2 separate regions of the Homo sapiens genome follow, and region 1 is linked to region 2. Evidence: read pairs that join two places in POLR2A ChIA-PET (ENCODE). Cell type or tissue: MCF 10A. All regions are shown on one strand. Links, peaks and the distances in the headings refer to the core of each region. The heading gives the core; the rest is flanking DNA. Region 1 overlaps RTN4RL2 (reticulon 4 receptor like 2). Region 2 overlaps P2RX3 (purinergic receptor P2X 3).

Evidence for each region. Peaks named below come from ENCODE experiments on the same cell type or tissue, not always from the same donor. Only the 100,000 strongest peaks of a DNase experiment are listed, where the experiment ranks them.
Region 1: POLR2A ChIA-PET joins it to region 2 with 6 read pairs; 5 of 35 experiments call an interaction of 5 or more read pairs at or near these places.

The regions. Positions count from the first base shown.
Region 1 is chr11:57,464,153-57,472,152 of GRCh38, reverse strand. It overlaps RTN4RL2 (reticulon 4 receptor like 2), which reads right to left. Exons shown (of 3, transcript NM_178570.3): 2 at 4,063-4,544. Among named protein-coding and RNA genes, the nearest start is that of RTN4RL2, 7.6 kb to the right of the region's middle. RefSeq lists a silencer at 3,302-3,751 and enhancers at 7,136-7,731, 7,781-8,000. In MCF 10A, for the core only: no CTCF peak of the experiment used is centred there; no DNase peak of the experiment used is centred there.
Region 2 is chr11:57,361,537-57,378,425 of GRCh38, reverse strand. It overlaps P2RX3 (purinergic receptor P2X 3), which reads right to left. Exons shown (of 12, transcript NM_002559.5): 9 at 10,324-10,417; 10 at 9,989-10,054; 11 at 8,988-9,065; 12 at 6,030-8,542. The coding sequence ends at 8,429. PRG3 (proteoglycan 3, pro eosinophil major basic protein 2) reads left to right here. Exons shown (of 6, transcript NM_006093.4): 5 at 590-701; 6 at 1,518-1,657. The coding sequence ends at 1,576. Among named protein-coding and RNA genes, the nearest start is that of PRG3, 11 kb to the left of the region's middle. RefSeq lists enhancers at 7,754-8,953, 13,026-13,527. In MCF 10A, for the core only: no CTCF peak of the experiment used is centred there; DNase peaks (open chromatin) are centred at 7,965 and 9,805.

The sequences.
Region 1 (8,000 bases), core at 1-8,000, 98 kb before region 2:
GGTGCGGTGGCTCACACCTGTAATCCAACACTTTGGGAGGCCAAGGTGGGCAGATCACCTGTGGTCAGGAGTTCAAGACCAGCCTGGCCGACATGGTGAAACCCCGTCTCTACTAAAAATACAAAAATTAGCCAGGCATGGTAGCACATGCCTGTAATCCCAGCTACTTGGGAGGCTGAGGCAGGAGAATCGCTTGAACCTGGGAGGCAGAGGTTGCAGTGAGCCGAGATCGTGCCACTGCACTCCAGCCTGAGCAAGAGAGCGAGACTTCGTCTCAAAAAAAAAAAAGAAAGAAAACAAGTGTCTTTATCATCTGGCTACACTTGAGTAGGGAATATGCTCTGGGAGAACAGGGCCACTGTTTCTGTTCTCTCCTGAATCCCTGGCACCTGGAACATTGCCTGGCATGTGGTAGATACTCAGTAAATATCTGTTGATGAATGAACTCACCTGGCACAGTGCCTGGCCCTTCCCCATTCTGAAAAGCTGTGGTCCTCTGGTGGAGTTTCCTCCAAAGCTCCCCTTTGGGGCAGGCCTGGCTCCATCTTGGGTCACACCTGCACCCTGCGGATCTCACCCCAGCCCATGTTTCCTCACCTGCCTGTGGCATCTCCCAGCCCAGCCCTACCAGGCAGTTCACAGGCAGAGGCTGTGTTTTCCATCTCCTCTATAAAAGGCCAGGTGTGAAGTTGCTTCCTTCCCATGATGCCTGGTACCATTCATGCCAGGGGCGTAGAGAACAAACACTTCCCATTTCAGAAGACCCCAATGTCCACCTGAGGTCCCCTCTGCCCAAGCCTTTGCTGACCTCAGGTCCTGATTGCTGTTGTTGGCCTGAGAGTCAATGGAGGATGGGGTCATAATAACATGATTTCTTCAGCACTGAACTATGGGCTTTTTTTTTTTTTTCCTTTTTTGAGACAGAGTCTTGCTCTGTCACCCAGGCTGGAGTATAGTAGCACGATCTCAGCTCACTGCAACCTCCACCTCCCAGGTTCAAGTGATTCTCCTGCCTTAGCCTCCCTAGTGGCTGGGATTACAGACACCTGCCACCCCGCCTGCCTAATTTTTGTATTTTTAGTAGAGACAGGGTTTCACCATATTGGCCAGGCTGGTCTCGAACTCCTGACTTCAAGTGATCCACCCACCTTGGCCTCCCGAAGTGCTGGGATTGCAGACATGGGCCACCACACCAGGCCTGAACTATGGGCTTTCTATACACTAACTCGTTTCCTATTTACAGCCATTCTTGGTGGAAGGTATTATTTTCATTATTCCCAGTTTGCAGATAAAGTAAGTGAGGTTCAGAGAGGGTTAGCAACCTGCTTAAAGTTAAATAAGTCAGAAAATAGTAGATCGGGGATTCAAGCTCAGGCCCTCTGACTCCAAATTCCTCCTAAATAACTAATATATATTGATAAGGAGATTTTGAAAGCATTAAATGCATGATCAATTTGTAGTAGTATTTGATCTCAGTATTAGTAGTAGTAGTAGTAGTAATTATTATTATAGTGCCCATATGTGCTAAATGCCTTACATTTTAATCCTTGTGCTAAATGCCTTACATTTTAATCCTTACAAAACTTCTTAAATAAGGATTATTATTGGCTGGGCATGGTGGCTCACACCTGTAATCCCAGCACTTTGGGAGGCCGAGGTGAGTGGATCACCTGAGGTCAGGAGTTCAAGACCAGCCTGGCCAACATGGTGAAACCCGTCTCTACTAAAAATACAAAAAATAGCTGGGTGTAGTGACACATGCCTGTAATCTTAGTTACTCAGGAGGCTGAGGCAGGAAAATCACTTGAGCCTGGGAGGCAGAGGTTGCAGTGAGCCGAGATCGCACTACTGCACTCCAGCCTGGGCGATAGAGTGGGACGTCGTCTCAAAAAAAAAAGATTATTATTAAGTACTATCCTGATTGCCATTTTAGAGATGAGGAAATGGAGACTGAGAGAGGTTAAGTAATTTGTCCAAAGTCATATATATAGGAGCCAGGATTTGAACCTAGGTCTTGCTGAGTCCAAACTGTGTGCTTTCAAAAATGAGCCTGCTCAATTGTACTCCAGAGTACTGTCCCCTTGTAGCCAGACCATGAGGTTCAAGCGCCAGCTCTTCCTGGGTGTGTGGCCTCAGGAACATTCATTCCATGTCCCTAGTGCCCCTAACTGTCCCTATCACCAGGTTGTTGTGAGGCTCAACATGATGGTGAGAAGACATAAGCCTCCGGTCACACCGACAATGGTTGAAAAGATTTATGATTGGAGGTGACTATATCTCTATAGGGTCTTCAGGGCCCCCAGCCTCAGCTTCTCCATTGTTAACAAGGAGGTGAAAATAATCTCCCAACTGGGCTGTAGAAATGAGATGAGGTGGCTGAGTGCACTTCATAAACTGTGAGGTGCAATTTCTGGGACTCACTCATGACCTTAGTATAATCCTTGAAGTTGACCCACATCTTCAGGATGGAGTCCAAGTTGGGCCACTTCACTGAAACCAATGTTAAATAAGGCTCGTTTCTTTTTTTAAAATAGTATTTTAACAAGCATTTATATAGCACTTACCGTATGCCAAGCACTATTCTAAGTGCTTTACAAATTATTCATGCATTTAATGCTTTCAAAATCCCTAGGAGATGGGTGCTCTTGCTACCCCATTGTACAGATGAGAAAACTGAGGTCTGAGGAGGTAAAAAAAAAAAATGTCACACGCTTGTAAATGGCAGAGTGGATACCTATAAAGTGCTTGGCACTGTGGCTGACCCTGTGTACCCACTAAGTGGTGGCGGCTACTGCTATTACTGTCACTATTTAGGCAACAATAAGAATAATATAAGACATATTTTTCCAATATACCGTGCATTTTACTTCTTTCCCTCCTCATGGGAATGGTATCTCTGTGAAGGCAGGGGGTTTGGTCTGTTCTGTTCACTACTGTATTCTTAGCATCTAGCTCGTAGTGGGTGCTCAGTATGTTTGTTAGGTTGTTATGGCTATTGTTATTATCATTAGCATCATCAGCACTGACCTGATTTTCCAACTAGCAGATTGATAACTAGTTAGGCACTAGCCCTGGATGAGGCAGAGGAAGCACGTTCCAGGTTCAAGTAGGGAGAGGGCAGAATTTGGATATTTTCACCCCCTTCCAGCCGGAGGCTCTGTAGCCAAGGGAAGATTTTCTCTCAGGGTGGTTTGGAGGGTGTGTTATTGCTTCCTGGGGAAATGGAGTGGGATGATTTGCGTGTCAAACAGTCAGCATAACAACAATAAACAATAATTAGATCAATAATAATAACAATGAATAACAATTACTGGTATTCCTTCCATTTTCAGAGCATCCATTCTCCAGCTGCATAACAGAGATTTACCCTTTTCTTTCTTCCCCTGCATTGAGATGACAGGTTTGGAAAATGGGAATCTAGAAGGGGTGTGGGCTTCTCCCGTCCCATTGCCCAGTGAATTGGAGAGAAGCGCAACTTTCTGTGGGATGCCAGTGGCTGTGGCTCTGCCTTCTCTCTCTACTTCACCGTGATGTGGGCAGACTTGAGGGTGGGTGAGAAAAACAGCTGCAAAGGCCTTTGGGCAGGGGACCCTGGGGGAAGGCAGAGTGCCCTGAAGGCAAACACGTGAGATCACAGAAAGAGACAGATACACACACGCAGACAGACATGGGGGTGTATGCGGAGTGGGTGTGTGAAGGGAGACAGACAGAAGAGGCAGAAGACAGATGGGGGAGGCAAGTTAGTGAGAGAGGCAGTGATGGATGGAAAGGGATAGACAGACAGACAGGCAGAGGCAGAGAGGTGAAGGTTGTGGAGTTAGAGGGAGAGAGAGAGAGAGGAACAGCAAGGGACCTAAACAGGTAGAGAGGCAGAAGGGAAAAAGTAAAGCCCCTGGAGAATGTAAGAGAGAAAAGAGACATAGACAGAGAGAAATGGAGATGCTGAGGCAGGAAGGGTGGCCTGGGGAGAGAGGAGGGACGCACGCCAGGGTCGGGGAGCAGAGGGGCCCACAGAGAGAGGAAACCAGAAAGGGGCTGAGGGTGGGGGCAGGGCAGGCTCACCTGTAGGTGGAGCAGGCTGTTCTCCTGGAGGTAGAGGTACTGCAGGCTGACCAGGCCTCGGAAGATGTTGCCGGGCAGGCTGCTGAGCTGGCAGCGGTACAAATGCAGCGACTGCAGCCGCTCCAGGCCCTGGAAGGTGTCGGGCTCCAGCGAGCGCAGGTGCCGGTTGTCACCGAGGTCCAGCTCCTCCAGGGCTTGCAAGTGGCGGAAAGTGCCCGGGTAGATGGTGGAGAGGTTGTTGGAGAAGAGCCACAGGGTGAGCAGGTTGGACCCAAAGGTGCCTGGCCGCAGCGTGCGGATGAGGTTGTTCTGCAGGAAGAGTCGCTGAGTGCTGGGTGGCAGGGACAGCGGCACAGAGGAGAAGTTGTTGGCCTGGCAGCTCACGGTGGGCGGGGATGAGTAGCAGGTGCAGAGCATGGGGCAGCTGGGGGCCGCCAGGGGCAGGGCCAGGAGCATCAGCAGGAGGCAGGCCGAGGCGGGAGCTGTGGGGAGGGGAAGCAGAACTTACTAGGTGGGCTTCCAGGGCAGGAGTGCCAGCTGGGGGCCAGCCCCCCAACTTGGTAAAAGGCCTAGACCCGGCTGAATATGGTGGCTCACACCTGTAATCCCAGCACTTTGGGAGGCCAAGGCAGGAGGATTGCTTGAGGCCAGGAGTTTGAGACTATCCTGGGCAACATAGGGAGATCCCTGTCTTTACAAGAAAAAAAAAAAAATTAGCCAGGCATGGTGGCATGTGCCTGTAGTCCCAACTACTTGGGAGGCTGAGGCAGGAGGATCGCTTGAACCCAGGAGTTTGAGGCTGTAGTGAGCAACGATCACACCCTTGCACTCCAGCCTGGGCAACACAACAAGACCCTGTTTCAGGGGAAAAAATAGAAAATAAAAATAAAGGCCTAGAGCCCTGGTGCTCCCATGTCTGGGGGCTCAGGGGACAACGTTATAGCCTCAAGTGGCCTGGCCACTTCCACTTTCTGAGGCTTCTCATATATTAAAAAATAATGCCAAAAGGCCATTGTAGAAAGCACTGCAAATTGGTTGAAGAATGATCATCTCTTCATTCCTGTTTTCACTATTGCATGTTTGACCTTGTCTAGAGATTAATGTCAAAAGACTAACGTCAGGGTTTCTCTGCCTCAGTATTGACAGTTGGGCCGGATAGTTCCTCGTTGTGGGGGCAGCCCTATATAAGGCATTTAGCAGCATCTCTGTCTTCTACCCACTAGATGCCAGCAGCACCCTGCCTCCAGTTGTGACAACCAAAATGTCTCCAGACATTGCCAAATGTCCCCTGGGGGGCAAAGTCACCCCATTGGAGAATGACTGGAAGTAACTTGGGACCCTTTGGAGATCTGAGGCCCGTGTGAAATGGACTCACTCTGGGGTCTGGTCTTGCCAGCCCACTGGTGCCCAGTGCCCTTACTTTCCTGTACTTTTCGCCCTTGCAGAGTCAGAGCCTCTTTGTGCCGGGAGGGGCCTTAAGGGTCGGGTCTCTAAGTGAGGCCACCAGCCAGTCCTAGGAACTATGCAGAATTCCTGGGGGGACAGCCTGGGAATCTGCATTTTACACCCCAGGCTCTCCTCATTCGCAGTTACTTAAAAACTTCTTTCTTTTTTTCTTTTGGAGACAGGGTCTTGCTCCATCGCCCAGGCTGGAGTGCAGTGGTACGATCACAGCTTATTGCAGCTTGGATCACTTGGGCTCAAGCAATCCTCCTGCCTCAGCTTCCTGAGGAGCTGGGACCACAGGCCCGTGCCACTGCACCCAGCTAATTTTTTAAAAATTTTTGGCCGGGCGCGGTGGCTCACGCCTGTAATCCCAGCACTTTGGGAGTCTGAGGCGGGTGGATCACGAGGTCAGGAGATCGAGACCATCCTGGCTAACACGGTGAAACCCCGTCTCTACTAAAAATACAAAAAAAAAATTTAGCCGGGCATGGTGGCGGGCGCCTGTAGTCCCAGCTACTTGGGAGGCTGAGACACGATAATGGTGTGAACCTGGGAGGCGGAGCTTGCAGTGAGCCGAGATCGCACCACTGCACTCCAGCCTGGGTGACACAGCGAGACTCTGTATCAAAAAAAAAAAAAAAAAAAAAAAAAAAATTGTAGGCATGGGGTCTTGCTATGTTGCTCAGTCTGGTCTCAAACTCCTGGCCTCAAACAATCCTCCCACCTTGGCCTCCCAAAGTGTTGGGATTTCAGGCATAAGCTACCGCATCCAGCCAAAGCTTTTTTTTTTTTTTCCCCCAAAGTAACTTTTGAAGGTTGGATATGATCCATCCTTATTATGATACTGATGGAAAAGCAGGCCCAGAGAGCCTGGGGGCTAGAGAGTGGAGTGCAGGTGTCTGTACTCATATTTTAATAGGGGTGCAGGGCCTCCCATCATCCCTGGCCTTTGCCGTCACTATAGCTGATAAAGTTCTAGGCCGGAACTAGCTTGACCTCTACACTTTCTTATGATTTCCAGGTGACTCCTGGGATTTTCTTCTGGCAGTTTTGCCTGGGGAAAAAGGGAGCCTGCACCCCCAAAGCCAGGCAGTCATTCCCTGGGCACACAGTGACTGAACACCTTCTGCTTCAAGCAACGTCCTAGGCTTTTGAAGGCAGAGGGGAGGAAGACTTGTTTCTGCACTCTGACATCCTGGGGCTCCTTGGGGTTCAGAGACCCTGGGAGAGACTGAGGGGTTGGTGATTTTGAGTGTGGGGTCTCCAAGGCTGCAAATTGCACTTGCTTAGTGGTGGTTTTGTGTGTGTTGTGTCACGCTCCTGAGGTTGCCGTGTGCGTGAATGTGTGTATGTATCTGTGATTTTGGGTAGTGGCGTGAGCCAGGTGCTCACCAAATGCAGTGCTGCTCAGCCAGGTGTGCACGCATGGGACTGACAGGCCCCGAGTGTGGCGCTGGCATCCCAGCTGCCCTGGTGTTCCTCCTCCAGAGGGGGGAGCACACAGGTGCGGGGTGGAAGATCCACACTCCCAGTGTGCTGCTCCTCGCTTTTGGGCCCCACCGTGAGTGTCCCCGGCCCCTCCTGGCGCTGCGTCGGTGCTGCGTCGGTGCGTGCTGGCTGTCCTCCGCGTGTGTGTGAGCGCCGGGCCCCGTGCGTGTGTAGGCTGGGTGTGATGTAATACTCAGTGACACAGCGGCTGCTGTTCCATTCGTTCACACCACCTCCGCGTTTCTCGGCCCTTCTCACCCCTCCCCCGTGCGGCGTTTCACGATTACTTTCTCCTCCCGAGTTTCTTAGACCCACGTGGGGTGGAGGAGCAATGTCTCTCACCCCTCATCTGAACCAGGCAGAGGTGGAGTGTGGAAGCACAGTGGGGACCCTGAGTGGGTTTCATGAGGGTTGAGGTTTGGGGCTTAGAACTGGAGATTTCAAAGCCGCAAAGGTCCCCTCGATTCCTCTGGTTCAAGCATCAGTTCTACTGAGGTGATGACTGGAGCTCAGAGAGAGCAAGCGACTTACCCAAGGTCACACAGCAAAGTGTTGGCAGGGAAAGGGCCAGAAAAGTCTCTTGATGCCCAGCCAGGGCACTTCCCTTCCTATCAGAGTCACCCTCTGATCTCCACTTCCCTAAGGACTTGACACCAAAAGAAGCCAAATCCTTCTCTGATCCCTTAATCCTACCCCTTATCCACAAGCTCACCAGAGTGTGAGCCCTGATGGCCGCTAGCCCCTGGAGGATTACAGAGCTTTCCCCCAGCCTCCGGACTGACCGCTGCCCCAGGAGAGACAGAGGGAAGGATGTGCAATCTCAGAGGCAAGGCCCATTCCCCTGGCATCAGGGTTCCTTCCGGCCTTGAGGGTAAACTCTGCAGGAGCTGGCAAGGGTGCCTACTCCTCTTTCTCTCCCTAGACTCTCCTGCTCCCCACCTGCCCACATTAGACTACTTCTCTTCTCTTTCCCCACTCTCCTTCCATCTTGTTCCCATGTCTCC
Region 2 (16,889 bases), core at 4,351-12,350:
CTACACATCAGGGCTCCTTTCTACTCCCCATCCTCCCACCCACCCCAAGAGCTGGTATAAACATTTACCAGCATACCACTGGAGTCATGAGACAGAGTCCAGGCCCAGCTTAGTCACTTAGAAAGCTAGTTAAATAGGTTTCTTGGAGCCTCTGTTTTTTTTCAATCCCTGAAATGGGGACCTTCTTCTCTCAGGGTGGTTCTGGAATTGTGGGTGAATAAGTGGCATTATATTTGGTACGGTCCATAGATCAGCAGTATGGTCCATAGATCAGCAGTACCACCATCCCCTGGGAGCTTGTTAGAACTGCAGAATCTTGGACCCCACCACAGACCTCTTGAATCAGAACCTCCATTTTAACAAGATCCCCAGGAGATAACGTACGCACAGTAAAGTTTGAGAAGCCTGCTCTGTGTGATGGCTGAGAGAGATGGTTGCTCTTCCTGTCATTGCCTGGAAACTCTTAGGAATGGCTCTCTAGGGTGTCTGGCTCCTGGCCAGGTAGGCAGTGAGAGAAGTCAACAGGGGGTATTCCATGAGGTCCTGGATCTGAACTTCTGCCCTCTGACCTAGCCTGTCACTTCTCTAGTTCCTGTGGAAGCGGTTTTGCTGGACTGATGGGAGCCACTGGAATTTTGCTTACTGGTCCCCAGGGCAACCTGGGAATGGGCAAGGCTCCTGTGTGGCCCTATGCACCAAAGGTGAGGGGGAAGGGCACCAGGGCAGGGAGAAGGGATAGTAAAGTGGATTCTTAATACTACCCCTTTGAGCTGCCTGAACACACCTCCCCAAACTCAGACCCTCCCGCTGACTGAAGAACAAAAGTCCTGTGTGTAAGGAGGGCTGAGACATAGGGAATCCTCAAAGCAAAACCAGGTGATAGGAGTTCTGGAGACAGGGGGGTGGGCTGGATGGTGTGTGTGTGGGAAAATTCTTTGCCTCCTTTGATATGAGGGCAATAAATTCGAACAACAGGTATGACCAATGAGAGTAGCGGAAGTGGATATAAGGCGTGGATGAGAGAAAAGGAAGGATGGGGGAATTAGGGATGGCTGAGAGACAAGATGCCCACCTCCAACAGCAGACATGGGCAGCAGCATGGGTGCCAGATGTGAGTTTAGTATAGTGGCTGAGACCATATGTGCTAGAGCAAGACTGCTGCAGTTCACATCCCAGTGCTGCCACTTGCCAACTGAGATACAGGCACGTTGTTTATCTCTACTAAGCCCCCGTTTCCTCATCTGTGAAATGGGGATGATGACAGCACCCACCTCTTGGAGTCATGGTAAGGATTAAATGCAATAGTCCACCTAAGTCCATCTAATGCAGTTAGCACACAGCCTAGCTAGCAGTAAGAGCTCAGCAAATGTGAGCCAGTAGGGATGTGGGGCAAGCACACAGCTGGCAGATGACGATGGCCATAGATGGGGACATAGGGGGCCCCTGAGGAGGGAAAGAGGTGAAGCCCAGGCCAGACCCCGCAGGGCGGTGGACTTCACTGTGCTCTGTGCTGCTAGGAGGTTATTGGCGACGAGCTCAATGCGACAAGCAACTGCCCTTCGTCTGCTCCTTCTAAGCCAGCGGCACGGAGACCCTGCCAGCAGCTCCCTCCCGTCCCCCAACCTCTCCTGCTCATAAATCCAGACTTCCCACAGCATTTCCTGACTCTCGTTTCTTTATTGCTCACTTTGGGGATTACTCCAGTTCGGAAAAATCCTGGAAGCATTCACTCTCGGGAAAGTGAGCCATGGCCGAGTAGGGCGGCCCGGTGGGGGCTGGCGGCGGCGCTGGGCGGCAGAGCGGGACCTGGGGCGGCCGGAAGGCCTCCCCGGGCGTGGGGTAGGGTTGGGAGGATGGGGACAGGGGTGTGGGTGGTGGGAGTAGAGGTGGTGGAGATGGTTTGGGAGTAGGGGTGGGAGTGGGAGGTGGGGGGATGGGAGTAGGGGTGGGGGGATGGGTTTAGGGATGGTGTGGTGCAGGTGAGGGGTTGGAAGTAGGGGTAGGGGTGGGAGGTGGGGGGATGGGAGTAGGGGTGGGAGTGGGGACGTGAGGGGTTAGGAGTAGGGGTGGGGGTGGGAGATGGGGGGATGGAAGTAGGGATGGGTGTGGTGCAGGTGAGGGGTTGGGATTAGGGTTAGGGGTGGGAGATGGGGGATGGGAGTAGGGATGGGTGTGATAGAGGTGAGGGGTTGGGAGTATGGGTAAGGATTGGGGAGTGGGGGGTGGGAGTAGAAGTGGTGGAGATGGTGGTGGGGATGGGAGTAGGGTTGGGTGTGATGGAGGGAGGGGTTGGGAGTATGGGTAAGGACTGGGGGAGTGGGGGATGGGAGCTCAGTTGGTGTGGGGTGCTTTGCTGGTCCTCTTGCTTTGTTTGGATTCAGTATGCGGTGCAGGGTGGGGTGGCTTTCCAAAATAAAGGTGATGGAGCTGTTTTAAGAGTTGGTGTGGAACACTGAGGTCCCACCTAGGGGACAACACGAGGAAGTGGGGAGAAAGCAGTCTTGTCTTGGGGCAGACTGCTCCTCTGGCCCTATGCCTTTCTGGCTTCTGGTAATGGCCCCCAATTTTATTTCCAGCCACCTCTGTGAGTCCCCAGCCTCCTCTGAGGCATGTTCCCCATCCATTCCCAGGAGGGTGGTGGTCCTCCCCTTCCTTCCTCCTGGCCTACCTCTGTAGAGGGGCCACATCCTTAGGAGGGAGCGACTTCTCCCCAGCAGGGCCCTGGGCACAAAGCCAGGGTGTCTGGTAGTTCCCATTCCCAGTTCTGCAGCCCCAGGCCTCTGTGTCTCTCCGTCCCCCACTTTCTCAGACCCTGGGGACATTGAGAGACATTATTGTTGTTGCTATTAACTTTGTCACAGATGAGGTACTGGGCTCCAGGAAGGATGTAGAGTTGATGAAGTAGGAAACTCAGAACTGAGACTGGGTATCAAGACGGTAGAGAGCCCTGGATTGTAGGGGGTGGAGGCAGTGGGGAGAGACAGACTTCTTGGGAGTGTGTTTCCACATGGGGCCCAGGGAGAATACAAAAGTATTTCTGTGTGTGCACATGTACATGTGTGCGTATATATCTTGGTGTGTACATGTGTCAGTGTTTGTGTACATGTGTATACCTGTATATGTGTGAATTTGTATATGTAAATGTGCATAAATCTGTGAGTCAGTATGAATTTGCATGTTGAGTATGCATATGTTTATATATCTCTGTGTATTTATGGATATGTCTGTCTGCGTACACCTGTGAATGCATATGTCTCCATAGCTTTGCAGCCTTATGTTCCCAAATCTCTCTGTGTATGCATATGTGTCTTCCTCTGTGTCTTTGACTGGTATGTATGTGGGTGGGTATATGTCTCAGTGTGTGTCTGAGCATAACTGCATACAGGACTATGTTTGTGTGTTTGTGTATATCTGTACCAGCATCTGATGGGATGTGGTTTCAGGAGCGAAAAGAACTTTTCCCAGATGTGCTGTGTTTCTAAGGGTGCTAAAGTTGAGGGGACAGGATCAGAGAGCCCTGGGGAAAGTGGGTGATGGAGAAAGCAGAGAGATGAGGCCCTTCAACATGGGCAGGCCTCTGGCAGCAGGAGAATGGGTGCTGTCATTGCCAGGGACTTTACCCATGCTGGGCCCCAGGGACTGTCTCTACATGAAAAGGCCTGTCCTCAGTAGAGGGGTCTGTCCAACTGCCATGGATGGAAATTGGGTCAGGCAGCTCCTAATCACAGCATGTCAAGTGGTCCTTCTCCCAAAGGGCATGGAAGGGGAGCTACCTGGGATTAGGGCCCCACACAGATCCACACACTACACACTACAATAGTCCCTTCTTTTTTTTTTTTTTTAACTTTTATTTTAGGTTCATGGGTACATGTGCAGGTTTGTTACACAGGTAAACTCATGTCACGGCGGTTTATTTGTTGTTCAGATTATTTCATCACCCAGGTACTAAGCCTACTACCCAATTTTTTTTTTTTTTTTTTTTTTTTTTTTTTTTTTTTTGAGACAGAGTCTCACTCTGTCGCCCAGGCTGGAGTGCAGTCGCACAATCTCGGCTCACTGCAAGCTCCGCCTACCTGGTTCACGCCATTCTCCTGCCTCAGCCTCCCGAGTAGCTGAGACTACAGGCACCCGCCACCACACCCGGCTAATTTTTTGTATTTTTAGTAGAGATGGGGTTTCACAGGATGGTCTCGATCTCCTGACCTCGTGATCCGCCCACCCTGGCCTCCCAAAGTGCTGGGATTACAGGCGTGAGCCACTGCTCCTGGCCTACCCAATATTTTTCTGCTCTTCCCCCTCCGCCTACCCTTCACCCTCAAGGAGACCCCAGTGTCTGTTGTTCCTTTCTTTGTGTTCATGAGTTCTCATCCTTTAGCTCCTACTTATAAGTGAAAACATGAAGTATTTGGTTTTCTGTTTCTGCTTTAGTTTGCTAAGGATAATGGTCTCTAGCTCCACCCATGTTCCCAAAAAAGACATGATCTTGTTCTTTTTATGACTGCATCGTATTCCACAGTGTATATGTACCACATTTTCTTTTTCTAATTTGTCATTGATGGGCATTTAGGCTTATTCCATGTCTTTGCTATTGTGAATAATGCTGCAATAAACATTCTCGTGCCTGTGTCTTCATGGTACAATGATTTATGTTCCTCTGAGGATACACCCAGTAATGGGATTGCTGGGTCCAGTGGTAGTTCTGTTCTTAGCTCTTTGAGGAATCGCCATGCTGCTTTCCACAATGGCTGAACTAATTTACGCCCCCACCAAGGGAGCACGTGTTCCCCTTTCTCCACAACCTCACCAGCATCTGTTATTTTTTGACTTTTTAGTAATAGCCATTCTGACTGGTGAGATGGTATCTCGTCGTAGTTTTGATTTGCATTTCTCTAATGATCAGTGATACTGAGCTTTTCTTTTTTATATGAATAAGCCCATTCTTTTTCTTTTTTTCCTATTGGAGAGTCATGCTTTAGAATAAGCCCACTTTTGATGCTATGCTTCTAGAAGAACAGTGTTGTCTGTCTGTGGGGGTGGGAAGGACAGGCGATAAAGGAAGTTCTGTGCACGTGGTCTGGGGATTGGGATTTCAGCTGAATGCCAAGCCCTTTGTATAACCTCTACTTATCTCCCTGATGGAGAACGAACTTTAGCCAAATCCAGTAGCCCAACATCCTGCCAGTCAAAACCAGGGGTAGAGGTAGGGAGGGGAAAGAAGAGGGGCTAAGACTCCTCCAGACTGAAGCTTACTTGAGGCAGACCAGGGTAGATAAGATGTCCCTCAAATCTCCAGCACGATCTAGCATTAGGCCTCAACGTCAATTCTTATATTTTCATTCCTTTGGCTGATTAAGGCCTTCCAGTCTTGAATAACCCCTGATTAAAAAGGAAATACTCTTGAGAGAAGAAATTCCCCAGAATGTTATCTATTAATACCCCTGGAAGGCTGATTGGCAGCTTGCTGAGAACAAGGTTTTGTGAGAAGGAACACAGAAGGGAAGGATGTGTGGAATTGTCAGTGGAAATGGTGGGAGTGGGGTGGGAGGGGGAGAAGAGAAGCTATTAAAATGGAGATAACGAAGCAGAGCCAGGGCCGTGCTCACTATTTTCTCTTCCTAGACACCCAAGAGGACTAGGACTTTCCCAGTATCCTTACAGTAAAGCTGGGCTCTGTAGCACGCTGCTGAATCCTGCCAATGGAAAGTGGCTGGAGGTGAAGTAAGCCCACTCCAGGCCTGATCTTCAGATTACCCCCTGTGATCCTCCAGTTTTCACTTTCCCTGTGACAGTGACCTGGGAGTCCAAGTGTCTCAGATGGCACAGCTACCAGATGGAGGGGGCTGTCTGACCTACTTTGCTGTATTAAACCTTGCGATTTTACTTGTCACTGCAGCAAAACCTGTATTACCTGAACGAACACACATAGGAAAAAAAGGTACTAACAAGTTTCTGGATTTTCCCCAGATAGAGCATAGAAGTCGTGATCTCAGACTCCAGAGTCATTAAGTTCTAGGTTCAAATCCCAGTTCTTCTATTTCAGTTTCTTTATTTTAGTATGCATCTGTTTCTTCTTCTGTAAAGTGGGGGTTGAGTTAGACAATCCCTGTCACTCATTTGGTCCATTGCCTGCCAATAGTAAGTAATCAGTGTTGGCTTTTATGTTGAATGATTAAAGAGGCAATGTAGTGTTAGGAATGGGCATAGGTTCCAGATCTCATTTCCACGTACTGTAAATTTCTTTTTCTATCAAATAGGATTAATGACAAACCATAGCGGACTCACCAGCGTTGGTGTGAGGGTCCATGTGATTATGTTGGTGATTGTGCTGAGTAAACCATAATGCAACAGAGACAAGGTAGCTGTTTTTATCACTACTGATATTAACCCTACATCTAGCACACAGAAGTGGTAACTTAGTTCAGATATGCGGAGGACAACCTCAGGCTCACACACACTTGCTGGCCGGCTCCAGAGGGGCGGAGGCACCTACAGGAGGACCACCTCCATCTGGGTAAAAGGGAGGGGTTGGGGGGGAGGGTCCCTTCAGGACACCACTGCCTCCATCTCCCCATTAGAGAGAATCCCTGTGACCCCAGCCTCCCAAGAGCTGAATTCCCCAGGGATGCCTGGGGGAGTCCCAGGTGGAGAATGTGGTGCTGCCTTCACTGATGTCTCTGCTGGAGAAGCATAGTCTGGTCAGATCTCCAGGCACTGCCCAATTCCCAAGGCTGACCCTGGGGAGATATGCCCCACCATCCTGGGCATGGGGCTGTGGGTTAGGGCAGAGTGAGGGAAGGGGTGTTGAGCTTTATGTGGGGTGGGTCTTACCCCTTCTCCCCCTGGAGCGGGGGGTCATTGGGCAAGGCCTTTGCAAGTACCCACCATTTGAGCCTCCTGAACTACTCCTGAAGCTGTCCCTTCCCCACTTCCTGTGCCGTGTGTTGAGGGGCCGCCCTCCATCTACAGTTGAGCTGGTGCAGCTAAGACCTCATGATCATGCCCACTCTGACTGCCAGATGCAGATTTATCATGAAGCTATTGAAACATTCTTTAGGCTCATTCACTTGCATGAGCCCCTTCTAATACCTAATTTTGTATTCTTTCTAAAGAGATGCCCCCAAATTGTATATGCTTAGGATTCACAAAACCTGGTTCTGCCCCAGAGCCCTGCCCTGGGGCAATTTCTGGGCCTCTCACTGTAGGAGAGGACAGAAAGGGGATAGAGGATGTCTGGGTCAATGGATCCAGCTTCCTGTTCTTGCCTCCTTCCCTGAAGGGCCAGGACATGTGGGTTCCTTTTTGGCCATGAACTGTGGCACTGAACCAGTCATTTTCCCTTTCTGGCCTCAGTTTGCTCATCTGTAAGCAAGAGGGTTAGATAAGATGGTTTAAAAGGCCCCTTTAGCTTCTAACCTTAGAAAATGGGGCACCTTATTAAGACCCTATGGGGACAGGCCTGGCCAACCCAGCTGAGCAGCTCACAAGGCACCAGGCCTTACTGGAGCATTTTCACTGTTGTTGTAAATGAGGACTGCTGAACTCCTGGAACAGGGTCCCAGCCTACGACAGGATCCCAGGTCCGGGAATCAAATCCCCAGAGTGAGGGGGCCCAGATGTGTGTGGGTGTGGGGTCCCAGAGAAGAACAAGAATGACCCCTTCCCTGGTTTGGGGAGAGAGCTATGGGGAGTGATGAGGAAAAATTCACTGACAGCCATGCCTTCTGTTTCCTTCTAAATTTGGGATGCACCCAAGTCAGAGATGGGGTCCCTCACCACTGTCTAACCAGTCTCCCTAAAATGCAAACTTTGTTGCTGGGAAAGGCATGGGGCTTACTCTTTATTAACCGAATCACCGTCAGGGTGGAGGCGGCTGAAGCAGCAGGGCTGATGGACCCTGGGAGTTCATTCTTCTCTCATGGGGTGTGGGCGATGGAGTTAGTCAGACGGACGTTCAAATCCCAGCTCTCTCACATCCTGGCTATCTGGCCTGGGGCAAATGACTCAGTCTCTCTGAGCCTTGGTTTATCTTCAAAACAAGGGAAACTAATATCTACCTCATAGGATTATTCTAAGGATTAAATGAGATAACGTGTGTGAAAGTGCCTGGCACTTGGTAGGCCCTTGTGGCCATCTGTCCTACATTATAATCTCTACTCTTTGGGAAGGGGATGGCTCAGGTGCTCCTGCCCCAGGGGTCCTAGGAAGCAGATGGGGCCAGGCAAGGAGTGAAGGTGAGATTGGGGTCTCAGCAGGGAGCACTGCCTGTCTGCTGGAGCAGTCGGAGGCCCAGACACTTGGGTCCCAGCTATGCTCATGGAATGAGCAGCAGAAATGAGAGCCCCTCTTCCCTCCCATGCCCCTTGCTCAGGCAGGGTCCTCTGTGGGGAGGCCTGGAGCCTTTGTGAGTGTGGGGCCCTGGAAAGAGGCCCTAGTGGCCTATGGAGAAGGCCCCCGAATCGGTGGACTGCTTCTCCGCTGTGGTCTGGTCGCTGGGGTACACTGGGTTGGTCAAAGCCGCGATTTTCAGCGTAGTCTCATTCACCTGCAGGCGAAAGAGCTGGTGTTGTCAAGTTCTGACTATGGGCAATGTCCTCTTTTGTGACCCCATTTGACAGACTCAGCAGTGGGCGCCCATGACCTAGTCATGAGGGGAGCCAGGACATCTGTGTGATCCCAAGGCCCCTCCCATGTACCCCGAGGGCAAACAGAAACCCCATTCATCCCATGGCCTCCCCTAGTCCTGCCCCAGAAATGGAGAGGGGAGGTGACGGGGTGGGGACCATGACAGAGATGACCCACAGAACCCCCAAGATTCTCTGCAGAGCCCAGTCTTGGCCAAGCCTTCCCTTGTCTGGACCCCAAATATTCATTGAGGCCTGGTGAACCCCCCTTCAGAAGGCCTCAGAAGGGGAGCCACTGAGAGTCCCTGCCCCTGCCTGCCCTGCCCCCTCTCCCTTTTATCCAAGGGTGCCCCTTCCCCAACTCACCTCCTCAAACTTCTTGGCTTTGTACTGGTCGGCCCCCTTGAGGAAGTTGAGCAGGATGATGTCACAGAGAACAGTTCCCTGGAGGAGGAGAGGCAGGGCGGGCTCCGAGGGGTGCCCTGGGTTGGGTGGGATCAGGGTGGCAGGAAGTGCTGGGCTCGGGCAGCACCCCCAAGCTGCCTAAACAGTGGGCAGGACATTTCACCCTTGCAACAAACTTTTGGGATAGTGCTATGGTTTGAATGTCCTCATCCAAACTCGTGCTGAAACTTAATCCCCAGCGTGGCAGTATTGACAAGTGGGGCCTTTAAGAGGTGATTGGACCCTGCGGGCTCTGCCCTCATGGATGGATTAATCCGTTCATGGATGCATGGATTAATGGATTAATGGGCTATCATGGGAGGGGAGCTGGTGGCTTTATAAGATGAGGAAGAGAGATCCGAGCTAGCATGTTAGCAGATTGCAGGCCAGGGTGGGGACCAGTCCTCCAGGGAGGACTGAATGATGTTCCCTCTTAGAAAAATGCCCAGGGACTTTGCAGGATGTTTCAGGGCTGCCTTCCCAGCTCCTAGGGGTGACCCAGACCACAGCTGCACAGAGAGAGGACTGCGTGGGGTGGAAGGGTGGAAGTCCCTGAAGGCAGGCTATGTGCCCACCATGCCACGTGGGCTCTGTTCCTCATTAAGGCATCTCAGGTCTGCAGAAACCCAGAGCCTCCTCCCCCAGCTATACGGTGAGAAACGGGAACTCTATAACAGGTGGAGTCTCCTGAAAACGGGAAGGCTGCTTCCGGAGGTAATGAGCTCTCCATGACTGGAGACGTTCCAGCCAGGGCTGACGCAGCAGGGTGGTGGCCAAGGAGACTGAAGCACCTAGCAAGTGGGGGTAGGGGTTTTACATTCCAGGCAGAGGCAGAGTTTTGCCGCCGTCACTCCCCTGCCTGCTGGTACCAGTCCGGGCCCCACTCTGACTGGCCCGTCAGAGCGTGGAGGGGCTGAACTCACCACTCCCACAGAAGTAAAGGCCGCCACAGAGCTGATGATGGTGGGGATGATGTTGAACTTGCCAGCCTGTGTGCACAAAGACCAAGGCAAGTGGGCAGAGGGCCCATGGGATGGGGGTGAGGCCCGAGGCTGCACGTGGCGCCAGAAGGGTTCTTGGTGGATCAGCAGATCCCTCCCCTTCACGGGACAGGTGAATTGATGGGAGAGTGACCCACTGAGGGTGTCAAAGCTGGCCAGCAGCAGACCCCTGCCCCCCAGAGGAGCTTTTTCAGAACCCGAGAGGTGGTCTGGGCTGCCTCCCCTGTCCACCCCATCTGCCTGGCCCATGGACTCACATTCCCGTATACCAGCACGTCGAAGCGGATGCCAAAAGCCTTCAGGAGGGTGCGGTACTCACTGCCATTTTCCATTTTGTAGTACTTGGCAAACCTGGAGGTCAGAGGCAGAGATGGGTCCCTCTGTGGGATCCTGTCTCTCCTGCCTGAACCTTCTGGGTCCTCCAGAGCCCTGTGTCTTGGCTCACTGAGCAACCCTTACTTACGGTTTGCTGAGACAACTGCCACGCTCCTCCCTGTGTGGTTAGCTGACCCCTCACACAAGCATCATCTTGGGGGCTTGTTATAAAAGCAGATTCCTGAGCTCCACCCTGAACCCACAGAATCAGCATCTCTGTGGGTGCAGCCCAAGAACTTGCCTTTTATTTATTTTTATATTTTTGAGACAGAGTCTCATTCTGTCGCCCACATTGCAGTGCAGTGGTGCGATCTTGGCTCACTGAAACCTCTGCCTTCTGGGTTCAAGTGATTCTCCTGCCTCAGCTTCCCGAGTAGCTGGGATTACAGGCACGCGCCACCATCCCTGGCTAATTTTTGTATTTTTAGTAGAGACAGGGTTTCACCATGTTGGCCAGTCTGGTCTCGAACTCCTGACCTCAAGTGATCCACCCGCCTCGGCCTCCAAAAGTGCTGGGATTATAGGGGTGAGCCACCGCGTCCGGCCAGAACTTGCCTTTTAAATAATTTCCATCAGTGATTCTGATGTGCTAGAAAGTTTGAGCCACTGCTAGACTCCAAGCTTCTTCAGTTCCATTTGTCTGGGTCTCCCAGAGCCCAGCTCACTCTGCTTATTTGGGCTCAAAGCCTGGCTCTGCCGCTTACTGACTGTGCAACGTTGGGCCAGTTACTTAACATCTCTGAGACTCAATTTCCTCATTTGTGGGTGGGAATACTATACAAAAGTCCTGCTTCATAAGGCTGCCATGAGCATTGAGTGAAACCACACACGTCAGGGGTGTAGACAGTGCCTGGAATACATTAAGCACTCAGGAAACCCATTGTTGTTGTTTACATTTATAGAGCAGTTTTGAAAGGTGCTTTCAGACTATTCGTCTCATTTCACCCTTGCAACAAACCTTTGGGATAGTGCTATGGTTTGAATGTCCTCATCCAAAACTCATGTCGAAACTTCATCCCCAATGTGGCAGTATTGACAGGTGGGGCCTTTAAGAGGCGATTGGACCCTGCGGGCTCTGCCCTCATGGATGGATTAATCCATTCATGGATTAATGGATTAATGGGCTATCATGGGAGGGGAACTGGTGGGTTTGTAAGAAGAGGAAGAGAGATCTGAGCTAGCACGTTAGCACACCCAGCCCCCTCTCCATGTGACACCCTGCGCCCGAGACTGCAGTCCCCACCAGTAGGAAGACTCACCAGATGCGTCTGGCTCCACAGCCTTGGACTTCTCAGCCTCTATACATGAAGAAATAAATTCCTTTTCTTTGTCAATTACCCAGATTCAGGTATTTTGTAGAAGCAACGGAAAGCGGACAATTATAGATAGGCATGTGATTGCTCTGTTTTTCAAATGAGGTTCTGAGAGGGTAAGGAGACTTGTCTGGGGTTACCCAGAGCTGGTGCTGAGTTCACCAGCTGGTGAGCTCAGCACTAGATTTGCCCAAGTCCAAGATTTTGACCCCTGCACCTTCTCTGCCTTGGCTTCTGGGTGCCATGAACCATGCCGGGGACTCAGGAAAATGATCCCATTTCATTCTCACCACAAACAGGGGTTAGTGTTCAACACAGAGACGTGAGTGTTCAGACCCCCATTTTGTAGATGCCTATGGTGGGGAGGAGATTTGCCTGTGGTTTCGCAGTTAGTGAAGTGCTGGATTTGGGATTCAAATCGCATCAGTCTTTCAGCTTCTAAAGCCAGTGCACTTCCTGCTGCGTGGCTCTGCTCATCACGGGCCAAACTCTAACATTAGGAAAGTGTCATCTCTTTGGGCTACTGTCCTACAGCTGTAAAATGGGTTCCTGATGCCAGTAACTTTGGAAAGTGGTGAGGATTAAGTGAAATCACAGGAGTGAAAGGGCCCAGAAAACTCCTTAGCCGTGTGGGGTCCACATTGTTCCCTCTCAGTGTCTCCAGTCCCCACAGATTCCCAGGCCTCTCCCACCAGGGGCCTGAGAAACTGATTCCCTGAAAGTGTTCAGTGATTGACGTGATGCTCCTGACAGGGATATTTGCATTTGAACCTGTACAACAGAGAGAAGGAAATGCTCAGCCCCAGTGAATCAGTCATTGAGGGATTACAGGCATGGGAGGAAGATAACTTGTGATGGGGAAGGAGAACGTATGCCACTATCTGCTCTGGCTGCCATCTGGCAGTGGGGCATTCTGGAATTAGGCAGAAATGAATCTAAATCCTGGCTCCCCCACTTGTTAATGTGGCCTCTGGTGTTCCTTAGCCTTCAGGGTGTCCATTTCCATGTCTATAAGCACAGGTGTGCTCATGCCCTGCTAGAAGGTCTGTTGGTGAGACAGGGTAAATGCGAACACCATTGAGATTCTTGTGTTAGAGATTCTGTCTGCTCCTCCACAGCCATTCTCTGTCCCTTCTGTGCCCAGCTCTGGGCCCTGAGAGCCTGATCTGCAAAGACCGCTTTGGCCTCCGTTTCCAGGTGGGTTCAGCCAATGGAAGGCGCTGAGAGGAGATCAGAGGGCAGGGAAAAAGAGAGGCCAGGGCACTGAGGTGGCTGGGCAGCCTCAGCTTTTGTTCAGGTTCTGGGAATTGCTCCTCCCCTCACTCCCGCCAGCCTAGGCGGTAGCAGCTTGGCCTCACTGCCAGCACAGAGGCCCTTCACTGGCCTGGTTAGTTCCCTTCCCTTTACCTGGAATGCACCTTTGTGTATAGTCTCTTTATTCAGTCACCCCTGTGAGACCACCCACTGTTTCCCCTCAGGTTACCTACCCTGACCACTCCCACTTTACAGAGGAGCAAGCTCAGTCCTAGAGAGCTTTATCTGGGTCAGGAGGGAGCACTGGAGAATGGGTGACACATTTTCTGTCTCTGCCTATGCGTGGGCACAAGCAGAGCTGGTGTGCCTGAGTGATGTACCTGTTGCTCGAGTAAGGCTGAGAACGACTCAGTGAAAAAAAGGTTTCCAGGGCAGCCTGACCTGGGAAGGTGTTTCCTTGTGGGCTGTGCAGCTGAGGGAGGGGCAGGGGAGGCAAGGGGATCCCAAGAAAGAGTAAGACCCAGAGTAAGAATGAGAGTGGACCTTGGAAGGCAGCAGAAAGAAGTGCAACCACTTATCCGGAAGAGGGCTTGGAGGTCAAGGAAAGAGGGGAGGGGCTAAACCAGCTTTAAAATGATGCTAAGTTCAAGTCTAGGTGGTGGAGGAAGACAGCCTCACAACCAAGGCAAAACAGAATGAATTCAAGGTGCAGCAAAAGGAGGATAATAGGATGGACACAAGAGAGGGCGTCATTTCTATAAAGATGACAGGGCCTAAGAACATAATTCTCCAAGGAGGACTCTCGGGATATTTTAAAGAAGTCTGCAAAAGAAGTATCTGGAATGGGCAGAAGGCTCCAGGAGGTCCTTATAGACCATCACTGTCTCCATGCCCACTGTTTATAGAGCACCAACAATATAGGAAGTTCCTTAATATAAGCATCTCCACTAATCTCATGAAGACTATACTGTTGTTGAGTCATTGTACAGATGAGGAGACAGGTGAGAAGATAACTTGCCAGAGCTGGGATTCTAATCCATACCGATGCCTCCAAAGTTCATGCTCATACCCCTTGAACCATCCTGCCTCTGAGCTCTTGGAGGCTGTTAAGGATAACGCAGCCCTTGTGCAAGATATCAAAGCCTTCTAAATACTGTGTCCTGTCTCACATCACTGGAGAATTTAAGGCCCTTGTCTCAGAGATGTGGTTCCTCATGCCCATGGGTAGTGGGCAGGGGTGAGAGGGTGGATCACAGAGGTTTGGGGCAGGGCAGAGGCTGGGCCTGTCATCCGGAAATCTTTACTGCTGGCCAAAGGCTGCAACCATGAAAACGGCTCTGACAGTGACATCAACTTGGAGAACAAAAAGTCGTATCCTGGGCACTGCCGTTCAAAGTGAGGGCTGGCTAAATTTATCCTGGGAAGGAATGTGAAGGGAACAGGGAGAAAAATCAAAGCGGACTTGGTTTTTCTCCAGCACCTGCCTTCCAAGAGGCAATAAGCATGGTAAGATCATTATCTCACCAACCACCCACCCTCTGAGGAGGGTTGGCAGGGACTGGTTCTCTTCCCGGGTGGAGGGAGGAGGAACAGAGCTCAGGGAGTGTGGGCCCAGGCTGCAGACAGAGGGGGTAACCCAGAAGTCCCAGCTTCTGCACTCTCCTGTGGCCGATGGGGATCACAGAATCTGCCCACCCCTGTGACAGAGACAGCTCATTGGTCACCAGGGTCTGGTTATCTCCTCTCTTTGCAGATGATTAGACCACATTTCCCAGTCCCCTGCATTTAGCTGGGGCCCCATGACTAGTTTTTGCTGATGAAATATGAATGGCCGTGAGGTTTGTTACCTCTGGACTGAGGTAGTTTAGAGCAGTGTACCTTCTATGTCTTCCCTTTCCTCACCTGATGGCCAGTTGCTCAGGAGTCAGGAGAGGACTCTGAGGCTCTAGAGAGACTGAGTCAAGATGGCAGGAGCCTAGATCCCTGAATGACTGCATGGCGCTCCCCACCCCCACTGGCCCACAGTGCACTGTGCCATAGGTAAGAAATCAACCTTCACATTAAGCCACTGAAATGAGGGGTTTGTTTGTTATAGCAACTAGCAATGCTAACCCTGACTGTTGCAAACTCTCAGAATTTCATGGCTGAGAGATGTAATTTGCCAAGGGACAAAGAAAGAGCTGAAGTTGGGGAGTTACTCAGGATTAGACAGAGGGCACAGTCCCATGATGCTATATCCCAGGAGTAAACCCTCTAAGGAGGCCCTAGGGGATCTGGGTGTGGTGCTATGGCTGTTGTGAATTAGCTTCTTGATCTTGGGAAGGTCATTCGACTTCTCTGAGCTTTTTACTTCAACTGAAAAATTGGAGGAAAAAGAGCTCTGAGGAGGATGAGTTGAGAGAGTGTCCATATATAGTCCGTGCTTAAAACACATCCCTTATCCTAGCATAAAGATAAAATGAAACAATATCTACATTTACTTTAATCATTACACTCTCCTGGCTCCTGTAGATAATGATATTAGTAATAATAACAGCCAACATCTACTGAGTACTCCTCTGTGACCCGACACTGTGCTAAGTGCTTATGCTTATTAGCTCATTTAATGCTCACAACCACCCCATTGCATTTAAGTACTGTTGCTATTCCCATGTCACAGCTGAGGAATCAAGATCAGAGAGGTGAAGCAACTTGTCTAAGGTCACAAAACCAACAGTGAGTGAAGCTGGGATTCGAACCCAGGCAGTCCAGCTGTCGGACCCACACTCTTAGCCAGCATTCTACACTGTTCTTTTGTTGCTTGATTTCTGTTGGGTCATAACTAATTTCGTTCTCCAGCTGGTGCATCTTTTTGCATTTGCTAGGTGGGTCTCCATACCCAGAGTCACTGGCTGGGAGCAGAACAGGAAGCCTGGGGGGCCATGCAGTGTCAGGACAGAAGGACCCTGTAGCCTCCTCATCTAAAAAGGGGAATGGCTCAGCTACATACACCATGCCCAAGCCTTGATTTTCCCCAAGTCCTCTGGTTCTTACCAGATCATTTTTATTTTTTTGGTTAGGATTGGGGTTGGTGAGAATGACAGGACCATTCGATACCTTGACTCCTCCCGACCTGGCCCAGTCCACCTGCCTTATCTGCAAGCTCTTCTCCCTGCCACACGCTCAAGTTCCAGCCACACCAGACTACCTGCCTTCCTGCATTTCCTGAACACATCCCACAGACACAGATGTCTATGCTTTTGCCCATGCTGTTCCTCTTGCCTCCCTTTTCCACCTTGCAGACTCCTATTCATCCATTAGAGCCCAGCTCAGATGACCTCTTGTTCTTTCAGCATTCAACAAACATTTGGAGCACACCTGCTCTGTGCCAGATACTGTTCTAGGTACTGCTGATACCTTGCCAAGCTCTGCTGTCATGAGAGGGAGAGAAATACTAATTAACCACACAAGCCCATAAGTAGCTAAAATCGGACATAAGGAAGGGTTGGGAAGGAGAGGAGTGCCATTCTATGAGCACAGTTAGATGTCTAACCTAGGCTGGGGGTTAGGCAAGGCTTCATGTGAAAGTGACCCTGAAACCGGCAATACCATTTAACCCAGCAATCCCCTTACTGGGTATATACCCAAAGGAATATAAATCATTCTATTATAAAGATACATGCATGCATGTTTATTGCAGCACTGTTCACAATAGCAAACACATGGAATCAACTCAAATGCCCATCAATGATAGACTGGATAAAGAAAATGTGGTATATATACCATGGAATACTATGCAGCCATGAAAAGGAATGAGATCATGATCTTTGCAGGGATATAGATGAAGCTGGAAGCCATCATCCTCAGCAAACTAACACAAGAACAGAAAACCAAACATTGCA